2 separate regions of the Homo sapiens genome follow, and region 2 is linked to region 1. The links are chromatin contacts, found by Hi-C or POLR2A ChIA-PET in ENCODE. All regions are on one chromosome and are shown on one strand. The core of a region is the stretch at or near the end of the contact, and the rest is flanking DNA. Distances in the headings are between cores, read along the strand shown.

Region 1 (4,864 bases), core at 1,138-3,637:
TGGCCAGGCTGGTCTCGAACCCCTGACCTCAGGTGATCCACCCGCCTGGGCCTCCCAAAGTGCTGGGATTACAGGCGTGAGCCACGGCGCCTGGCGGGGATCCTGCCTTTCTTTGGAAGTATTGTGATAGCAACCACGCACGTTGTGCTCTGTCCTTGGTCCTGAAGAGACCAGCGTGCGTTTCTTGAGACCAGGGACACTGGTTAGTGACTCTTCTCTCGGTAACTCTGAACCAGGTGAGAATTGCCATTTTTAACCTTGAGATATAGCAGTACTGTTTGCATCTTGCAACCCTCCTCTCCTTGGGCTGCTGGCTGTACTCACTCTCCAGGGATTGTAGTTATAGCTCCTGACTCCACATAGCAAGCCTGCAGGGCACACCTACCAGCCTTGACCCCACCACACCCAGTGAGCACATATTTTATTTGCTACCCCCTCCAAATTCATGGCCTATCCCCATCATGGCAACGGATGTCAGATGGGAGGTTAATGGCTTGCCAAATAAGCAGAACCCTATCTTGGTCTCCCAACCTAAATTGCTTCATTCATGCATTTTTGACAGTTGTATCTTTCCACCAATCACCAGGTAATTTTTTTCTTTTCGAAAATGGCAAGGAAAACACCCCCAACCCACTCCCTTCACACTTGTGAGAGCTGCATGAGCTGAAAGTGACTCTTCCAAAAACTCTTCTAAGCTTGAGAAGCTGGAGACTTCAGCATGAGACTGGAGTGTGACAGCTTGGTCTGCTCTGGCATCAGAAGGGAGGGAAAGTGAGTCCTTGGAGGTCTTCATACTCCAGGAGAGATCCCAAGAGACATGCAAGAGTGGCAACCAGGCCTCTGTTTGACCCTCTTGCGGCATCTTGGTGCTAAGTGGGGTGAAGGGAGAGAACACACACTCTGCCTGGTCCCCGCCGGGCTCTGCACCCCGGTGTCCTCTTCCCCCACCCATGCCTCCCAGCAGAAAACTGTTTCCCATCAGCAGCTGCAGAATGAGATCATGTCTGGCCTGTTGCAAGAACCAGAATGAAGGATGGAGCAGAAGTTGGATTGGGGCGGCAAGAAGGGAGTAAGCAGCCTCAGGCCAGCACGCCTTACAGCCTGGGGAGGAGGGAAAGGAGAGGTCTCCCTCCCTCTTTTCTGAGCGTTGTGTTTCCCTTCTTCTCTCATTGGGAGAGGGATGGGATGATGGCGAGAGAAGGTGTCATAGACGGGAACCCAAGCCGGTGGGAAGGAGAGCTGTGGGCTTGGGGGGCGGGGGAGAGGGAGAATTGGCAATAGGATGCCATCTCCATCCATAGAGCCAGGGACGGACTCCTGTCCTGTAACTCCATTCCTCACCCCACTAGCCCTGGGAGCAAATCTTAGTTCACTGTGATCCACTGAGCAAGTCACTAAACTTTCCCAAGGCTCAGTTTCCTTATCTGTGAAACAGACAGGCTGACCCCTAACAGAGATGTAGTGCAGGCAGTCAGAGAGGTGAGGGAGGCAAAGGCACGGCGCAAGGCACACGGGAACGCAGGCGCTTAACTGTCCACACCACGCGGCGCTCTCCCAACCCCGGCCTGGCGCGCTCACCGGTTCTCAGCCACCAGGATCTGCTCCAGCAGGCGCGCGGCCTGCACACGCGTCTCCAACTCCGGCGCCTGCAGCAGCCGCAACAGCAGGTCGAGGCCGCCATCGAGGCGGATGGCGTCGCACAGACCCTGGGCTACCTCGCGGCCCACGGCCGGCAGCAGCCAGGCCTCCTCCACCAGTTGGAAGACCTCGGCCAGGCCGGCGCCCACGGCCCGCGCGCCGCCCGCCTGCTTCAGCGCGGACAAGGCCTGCTGCAGCTCCGGCAGCGCGCGCTCCAGGGCGTCCTGCACCTCGGTGCCTGCCCCCGGCGACACTTCGCGGGGCCCGCGGCCACCCGCAGCCCACCATGGGCCCGTGCCACCGCCCCCATCTGGCCCAGGCACCGCCAGCCGCTCGGCGCCCGGCCGTGGGCCCGACATGGCGAAGAAGCGACACAGCTTGTAGGCGGAGAGAAGCAGCGTCAGGACCATGGGCGCGGGGCCGCGGGGGACATCCCCGGCCTGGAGGCGGGGCCACGCGGAGAGACCCGGGTTTTGGGAAAAGAGGGACCCGAGAGGGGTCGGGGAAAGAAGATGGAGGGGGAGGAATGGAGAGAAGGGTACCAGGCAAGGGTGCCGGTCAGAAGTTTGGGGGAGGAGTGTCGGCAGGATCGGGGGAGCGGTTGGCAAAGGTGATGCAGGCCCAGATGCAGGGAGTGGGCGAAAGGAGAGAGCGAGCAGGCGAGGGATGGCTCCGGACGCCGTAGGGTAGAGGAGGCGGCGGCTGGAACAAAGCGTGGCCTGGGCACGGGCTCGGCTGAGCTGGGAGATGCTCGGCAGCAGCCACGCCCCGGAGGAGCAGCGGTCCCCGGCCGACGCCCCGCCTCTGGGTCCCGCGGGGCTCCTCCAGCCTCCTGCAGCCACGCCCCGGAGGAGCAGTGGTCCCCGGGCCGACGCCCCGCCTCTGGGTCCCGCGGGGCTCCTCCAGCCTCCTGCGCAGCCCCACCCCCAAGCCGTCCCCAGCCACGCCCACGCCCCTGGCCAGCCTTCCCTAGCCCCTCAGTCAGTCGCAGCCACCTCCCCCTGCGCTGGACTTGGAGGAAGGGGGTGGAGAATGAGAGGACGCTCTCCGTTCTCCGCCCCGCCTCCCCGCCCCACGTGACATCGGTACGTGGGAGCAACACCGCTGGATGCCCCCTCCCTACTAAATGGTTAAAACAATCATCATAACTCTTAAGGCCCTTTTATGGCTGTTTCTTAGCGAAACCTCACAACATGCCTATGGGGTGGGAATTGATGTTCCATTCCACAGCTGACTCCACTGAAGCCCATGAGGAAGAAATTGGCCCAAATCACAGTCCCCTCTGATTACAGAACAGAAAAAGTCAGCTAAAATCTCAGGATCACTTTTTTCAGGTGATGGGAGGATTTCAGAAGTTCTGTGGACACCTGAAATTGGGCACAAAATCAGGTGTTTCATGCCAGTGGGCATTTTCCAGGTAGAGGGATCATATTTCTCTCGAGAGTCTAAAAGTGTGTTGAACAAGCCCACTCTTTACAGATGGGGAGACTGAGCCTGGGGACAGGGAGTGGCCTGCTCAGAAAAGACTCAGAAATTAAATCCAGTCCAGTGGGTTGATATTTACCCAAATTTCCAGCCTGGGGAGATTGATGCACCCAAGAGAAGAACCCAGAAATGAAACTTTGTTCTTTTATGCTAAAAAATAAAATTCCCCAGAGTGCTTACAATCTCTCCTCCCACTCCCTTTTTCCTGCCCTAAATAAATAATGGCGAATGAGCACCCAGCCAGGGATGTGTCTGATCAAACAATCATGGATCAATAGCTATGTTTGGAGAAGGAATTTGTGGCTGCTCCAGCTACTGGGCATTTTGTCTGGTCCAGTTCATGTAATCTCCCAACACCCCATGAAGCAAGGCTTTGTTAATCCTATTTTACTGAAAATGAACTAAGACTCAGAGAGATAAAGCTGTTGCCCAATGAGCCTTCTTTCTGCCCTCCAGATCCACGGTGCTAATTCCCCTTCCGATGACCTAATGATTCTGAGCTTGGCAAAGGTCTTATCTCCCAGCTCGCCCAGGCCCAGTGTTCCAGGAATGTGACCTTTGCTGCAGCAGCCGCTGGAGGGGGCAGAGGGGATGGGCTGGAGGTTGAGCAAACAGAGCAGCAGAAAAGGCAGTTCCTCTTCTCCAGTGCCCTCCTTCCCTGTCTCTGCCTCTCCCTCCCTTCCTCAGGCATCAGAGCGGAGACTTCAGGGAGACCAGAGCCCAGCTTGCCAGGCACTGAGCTAGAAGCCCTGCCATGGCACCCCTGAGACCCCTTCTCATACTGGCCCTGCTGGCATGGGTTGCTCTGGCTGACCAAGGTACAGGGGAGTGTTGGTGGCCATCTGGGTCAATGTAGGGAGGGCGAGGGTGGTCTGGGCTTGGTGGCACCGACTGACACTCCTTCCTCATAGAGTCATGCAAGGGCCGCTGCACTGAGGGCTTCAACGTGGACAAGAAGTGCCAGTGTGACGAGCTCTGCTCTTACTACCAGAGCTGCTGCACAGACTATACGGCTGAGTGCAAGCCCCAAGGTGTGTTCAGAGCCCAGGTGGGTGGGCTGGGGTGCCCCCTGCTGCTGGAGACTCACTACCATCCACTCTCTGCAGTGACTCGCGGGGATGTGTTCACTATGCCGGAGGATGAGTACACGGTCTATGACGATGGCGAGGAGAAAAACAATGCCACTGTCCATGAACAGGTGGGGGGCCCCTCCCTGACCTCTGACCTCCAGGCCCAGTCCAAAGGGAATCCTGAGCAGACACCTGTTCTGAAACCTGAGGAAGAGGCCCCTGCGCCTGAGGTGGGCGCCTCTAAGCCTGAGGGGATAGACTCAAGGCCTGAGACCCTTCATCCAGGGAGACCTCAGCCCCCAGCAGAGGAGGAGCTGTGCAGTGGGAAGCCCTTCGACGCCTTCACCGACCTCAAGAACGGTTCCCTCTTTGCCTTCCGAGGTGAATCCAGGGCAGGTACTGGGGATGCGGGTCTGCCCCAGGAGCGTCCCTGCTCTCACACCATCTCCTCCACTCTAGGGCAGTACTGCTATGAACTGGACGAAAAGGCAGTGAGGCCTGGGTACCCCAAGCTCATCCGAGATGTCTGGGGCATCGAGGGCCCCATCGATGCCGCCTTCACCCGCATCAACTGTCAGGGGAAGACCTACCTCTTCAAGGTGCCAGGGGCTGTGGGCCAGGGTAGAAAGCATCTAGGGAGGGTTTGAGAGCTATTGCTCCCAGGGACAGGG
Region 2 (5,165 bases), core at 1,818-4,317, 210 kb before region 1:
TGATATCTTCTGCTGTTGAAGATGTCCACCAGCGGGCTTGTCTATCTTACCCTGGCTTCCATTATGGTAGACCCCTGCCTGGATCATCAGAGGGGCCCTCTCCCATTATTGGTTTTTCTCTTAGAGCCAGAATCAACTCCTGTGCCCTTGCTTGGAAGTGACAAGAGTGCTTTCACCCGAGTAGCATCAATGGTTTCCCTTCAGCCCGCAGGTTAGGAGGGGCTCCAGGGATCCTGCCTCATTTCTAGAAAATCTGGTGGTGATGAGTAAAGACGAAAGCAGTGAGAAGTGCTTTGCTCTAAAAACCTCAATTCTACTTGGGCTCATTTTATTTCTGCCTTCTGGGATCTGTAATGTTCCAGACATTCAAATCCTGTGGGTGGGGAACACGGATAAGAGTTGTGGAAATGATGGCTATACACTCCTTCCTTCCAGGGCTGGAAGGCTAGACCTCTATCTGGGACTTTCTCTTTCAGAGACCCCAGGCATGGAGGAGAGCCTGGCAGAAATGAGTATTATGACTACTGAGCTTCAGAGTCTTTGTTCCCTGCTACAAGAGTCTAAAGAAGAAGCCATCAGGACTCTGCAGCGAAAAATGTGAGTGGGATGCAGTTTTGGTGACAGAGGGACAGTGAGACATCCTCTTATGCCAAGGGTCCAACTGATCCCTGAGAGGACAGGAATGTTGCTAAATTCTTCCTTCCTTCAGTTGTGAGCTGCAAGCTAGGCTGCAGGCCCAGGAAGAACAGCATCAGGAAGTCCAGAAGGCAAAAGAAGCAGACATAGAGAAGCTGAACCAGGCCTTGTGCTTGCGCTACAAGGTGAAGGAGGGACCTAGAAGTGGGGCGATGAAGAACTGGGGCAGCTCTACTGGCCCACTGGGAGCCATTATCTCTCCAGGAATCTGGGTGGTGGGGATTTTCCAACCACTGCCCTAGTTTTGCCCTTCCTGGGGTCAGACATTTCACATGTCAGCTATGGGCTGACCTGTCTTCCCAGGCTGACTCAGGAGAGAAGTCAGGAACTCTAGCAGAGCTCTCCCAACACTGAAATGTGCCTTGCCTGGCTTGGCCCTGGGGAAAGAATTGGCGTGATATCAATTGGTCCCATGTGGGCTAAGCATGGGTCAGGCACTCTCTCCTACCTCCTGGCAAGGGCTGTGAAGAGACCAGCTCTTCATGTGTCTTCTCACCTCCCTTTCCCTCACAGAATGAAAAGGAGCTCCAGGAAGTGATACAGCAGCAGAATGAGAAGATCCTAGAACAGATAGACAAGAGTGGCGAGCTCATAGTATGTTCACCATCATGCCCAGGCCTTTGCCTTCTGTGTTACTGGTCAGCCAGGATCCCAAGTATGAGAAATGGTTTGCTTTTGTTCACCACATGTTGTCTATCCTTATGTCCTATTGGACACCTCTCCATTCTCATTCCCAGAGCCTTAGAGAGGAGGTGACCCACCTTACCCGCTCACTTCGGCGTGCGGAGACAGAGACCAAAGTGCTCCAGGAGGCCCTGGCAGGCCAGCTGGACTCCAACTGCCAGCCTATGGCCACCAATTGGATCCAGGAGAAAGTGTGGCTCTCTCAGGAGGTGACTCAGAGTTAACAGAGGAGCTGGACAGCAGGTGGGGACCCCAGGCTGTACCCCTGTTGATCTGGACATATTTCTAGGTGGACAAACTGAGAGTGATGTTCCTGGAGATGAAAAATGAGAAGGAAAAACTCATGATCAAGTTCCAGAGCCATGTAAGAATGTCCATGCCATTCCAGGGCCATTTCCTACCATCGTTAACAAATGCCCCGCCATGTTTCCCCTGTCCTACCAAGTTTGCTCTTTTATGCATAGGACTTATAAAATCTGTTTGCTTTCTAGAGAAATATCCTAGAGGAGAACCTTCGGCGCTCTGACAAGGAGTTAGAAAAACTAGATGACATTGTTCAGCATATTTATAAGGTATAGGCAGGAGGGAGGTGATATCACTAATGAACCTGGTACAAGGCCTGGCCCCAGGAGGTACTAATGAGCACAGATCTGGTTCCCAGCCTGTGCTGAGAGCTGGGCCTGAATCACTATTGCAGGCTTCTCTGTGGTGTCTGTTTTCTCCCCTCTAATTCAGCGGCTGCCTCCTGGGGCTGGGAGCCCTGGGCCTTAAGTCTGTGGTCCTGAGCTGCGTTTTCTGCCTCTCTTCCCAGACCCTGCTCTCTATTCCAGAGGTGGTGAGGGGATGCAAAGAACTACAGGGATTGCTGGAATTTCTGAGCTAAGAAACTGAAAGCCAGAATCTGCTTCACCTCTTTTTACCTGCAATACCCCCTTACCCCAATACCAAGACCAACTGGCATAGAGCCAACTGAGATAAATGCTATTTAAATAAAGTGTATTTAATGAATTTCTCCAAGCTTACGGAATCTTACTTTTTGGGTGAGAGGGGGCGGATGATGAAGTCAGGGAAGAAGCAGCTTGGGCCTCCTGCCTGGGCACCCTCCATAGATCCCTCTCCACCTCCTGCTGCATCCAAAGCCAAGGCTGCCTGCCCTTCCTCCCTTCCTCTGCTTTCACCAAAACTCTGGGCACTGGACTGCTTGTTCCCTGGCTCACCGCCTGGAGGAAACAGAAAGGCTTCATTCTCTTACTTTCCCCAGCCCCCTCGGGGGTATACCCTGGCAAATATGGGGGTGAGGACAGAGAAGCTCAGTTCATTACTTCCTGCCCTGAACTTGGGCACCTTGAAGATGCTTCTGCCCCACCTACTCAACCTGTTGTTACTGTTCTGGTGCCTCCTCTTCACCAGACTAAGCTTAATCCCCAGCATCCAGCAAGTGCCCGGCACGTGGTAAAGGGATTGTGGCAGAAATGAACGCAAGGTCATGGCCAGGCTCCCCGAGGTGGGAGGGCAGTCCCTAACAGCCACGGATGCCTGGCGGGGCGCTCACTCCACCTCGCCGCCCCGCCTCTGAGGGCGTGGTCTTGCCCCGGACACCAGTCCTGGGGAGGGGGTGTGGTCAGGGCGGGGCATGCAGGCCACGCCCCCGGAGGAGTCACGTAGCTCTGCGACATCCGCAGCCTCATTTACCAGAGGGAGCCAGGGCTGCAGCCTCATCTGTTTGCGGATCAGAACCCGAGCTGTGCTTGTGGCTGCGGCTGCTAACTGGCTGCGCACAGGTAAGGCCAGGCAAGGCGGGAGCCACTCAACATCTCCGCTTCATTTCCTTGGCTCTTCCCCTGCCATCCTCGTCCTGCTACCTGGGACTCCGGGATGTGCCCTTTCGACCCTTTCCTAACATCTTTGCTCCTTTCCGCGTACTTGAAACCCCATGGCTCAACCTCTTCTGTTCTATCCCTCTTCAGCTCTCCCAGCTGGACCTCAGCTTTTCCAATCCCAAATCCTCCTCTACTTGTTGGATTTTTCCTTGGAGTCTGTCTCTCCTACCCAGAGCATTTCCTTCTCAGCCTGCTCCCTCTCCTCCTAGGCTAGGTCCTCTCTCCAGTTCTCCCGCCTTCTCTGCCCCCCGGTCTAGGTCTCTCCCGCTGACTGGTTAGCCTGCATCACCACTAGCTCCCCTCAGTCTCATCTCTCTCTCAGGCTCTCTACTCCTTTCAGCCTTGGTCCTCTGCCCTCCCGTCTGGGTGTCTGAGTTGTGGGGAATTGAAGTGCTTCCTATTGCTATCCTCCTGCCAAACAGGTGAAGTGCTTCCTGGGCACAGAGATGACCCGGAGGTGTCACTAGCCCTAGTCTCCACACACTAACACAGCTGACCCGCTGGGCCCTCTTTCCTACATCACTGCAGCCCCACTGGGGCCAACCTCTGGTACTGGGTGGGAATAGGCAATAGGCATAGGCAGGCAGGTTTGGAGTACAGAAAAGGAGAAGCTGCAGGAGCCTGTGACTGGTATTTGTGCCACTCCTACTCCCTACCTGTTCTTCCAACCTTTTCCTCTAGAAGCTGAGAGAAGAGGGTGGCAATAAGTACTTTTGCCTCATTCTGAAGCCTTGGAAGTAAGTACACTTTCCCTAGGGGTCCTGTGGAGGATGAGAAAAGGGAAGCTGGAAAGGCCAGGACTTTTGCCTACCTCAACAAGGGACCAAGTTCAGTGAAAGAAGGGTTGGCATCCTTGATTGGGCAGCAGATTTATCAGAAGAGCTGTGGCTTCAGGGCTGCTCACCTCCCCACCCCCACCCTGCATCTTTCCCCAGGGCTGGGAAGGATGCCTACCAGGGACAAAAGGAGATGTGGGAACTGGAGCCCTAAGCTTGCTAGCTGTCAGAAGGACTGGTGCCACTTGATGCCCAGGACTCATGCCAAGGACTGCTGCCCTGTTCCCAGCCCCTTGCTTGATGGGGAGGCCATTTGGCCCATCTGGCCAGGAGAGGCAGCAGAGGGTGAGGTCTGGCTTTTTTATCTTGTCTCCACTCCAGGGAGCTGTCACCATGCCTCACTCGTACCCAGCCCTTTCTGCTGAGCAGAAGAAGGAGTTGTCTGACATTGCCCTGCGGATTGTAGCCCCGGGCAAAGGCATTCTGGCTGCGGATGAGTCTGTAGGTAAGTGGACATCTGTAGCCAGGTAGGGTACAGGTGGCTAGGGGACCCTGGGGATGTTCTCACTGCCTCTCTTTGTTTGCCCCTAGGCAGCATGGCCAAGCGGCTGAGCCAAATTGGGGTGGAAAACACAGAGGAGAACCGCCGGCTGTACCGCCAGGTCCTGTTCAGTGCTGATGACCGTGTGAAAAAGTGCATTGGAGGCGTCATTTTCTTCCATGAGACCCTCTACCAGAAAGATGATAATGGTGTTCCCTTCGTCCGAACCATCCAGGATAAGGGCATCGTCGTGGGCATCAAGGTGCAGCCCCTGGCCCTGCTCTGAATGGAAGCTGGGTGTGAAAATAAGCTTGTGTAGGAGGGGTAGCAAGGAGAATCCTGCCTGGATTCAACCCTCTGCTTGTACTTCCTCTACAGGTTGACAAGGGTGTGGTGCCTCTAGCTGGGACTGATGGAGAAACCACCACTCAAGGTATAGGATGGGTGGGCTTGAGGACCAAAGAGGTGTTAGATAGTTGATGCTGGTAAAAGAGGGGCAGAGTAATGAGGTTGGCACTGTGCTTGCAGGGCTGGATGGGCTCTCAGAACGCTGTGCCCAATACAAGAAGGATGGTGCTGACTTTGCCA

Evidence for each region. Hi-C counts contacts between places; a loop is a spot of excess contacts on that map. ChIA-PET counts read pairs that join two places held with the same protein, here RNA polymerase II (POLR2A). Pooled maps may share reads with other maps.
Region 2: a map of naive thymus-derived CD4-positive, alpha-beta T cell shows a loop between it and region 1 (2.3-fold over the local background). The contact joins the promoter of ALDOC here to the promoter of SARM1 in region 1. A Hi-C loop is called at or near these places in 1 of 168 maps with a recorded cell type or tissue (naive thymus-derived CD4-positive, alpha-beta T cell) and 7 of 50 pooled maps. POLR2A ChIA-PET finds 5 or more read pairs at or near these places in 4 of 52 experiments (CD4-positive, alpha-beta T cell, HepG2, activated CD4-positive, alpha-beta T cell and 1 more).

What each region holds. Positions count from the first base shown.
Region 1 is chr17:28,369,217-28,374,080 of GRCh38, reverse strand. It overlaps SARM1 (sterile alpha and TIR motif containing 1), which reads right to left and starts at 2,387. Exons shown (of 9, transcript NM_015077.4): 1 at 1,579-2,387. The coding sequence starts at 2,048. It overlaps VTN (vitronectin), which reads left to right and starts at 3,774. Exons shown (of 8, transcript NM_000638.4): 1 at 3,774-3,941; 2 at 4,035-4,154; 3 at 4,230-4,574; 4 at 4,653-4,792. The coding sequence starts at 3,878. RefSeq lists silencers at 1,835-2,004, 2,325-2,654.
Region 2 is chr17:28,574,797-28,579,961 of GRCh38, reverse strand. ALDOC (aldolase, fructose-bisphosphate C) reads left to right here and starts at 3,067. Exons shown (of 9, transcript NM_005165.3): 1 at 3,067-3,161; 2 at 4,418-4,541; 3 at 4,628-4,839; 4 at 4,956-5,010; 5 at 5,106-5,165. The coding sequence starts at 4,430. It overlaps SPAG5 (sperm associated antigen 5), which reads left to right. Exons shown (of 24, transcript NM_006461.4): 17 at 125-211; 18 at 477-597; 19 at 710-821; 20 at 1,210-1,290; 21 at 1,434-1,589; 22 at 1,670-1,744; 23 at 1,872-1,952; 24 at 2,192-2,388. The coding sequence ends at 2,263. RefSeq lists an enhancer at 2,665-2,844 and a silencer at 2,895-3,134.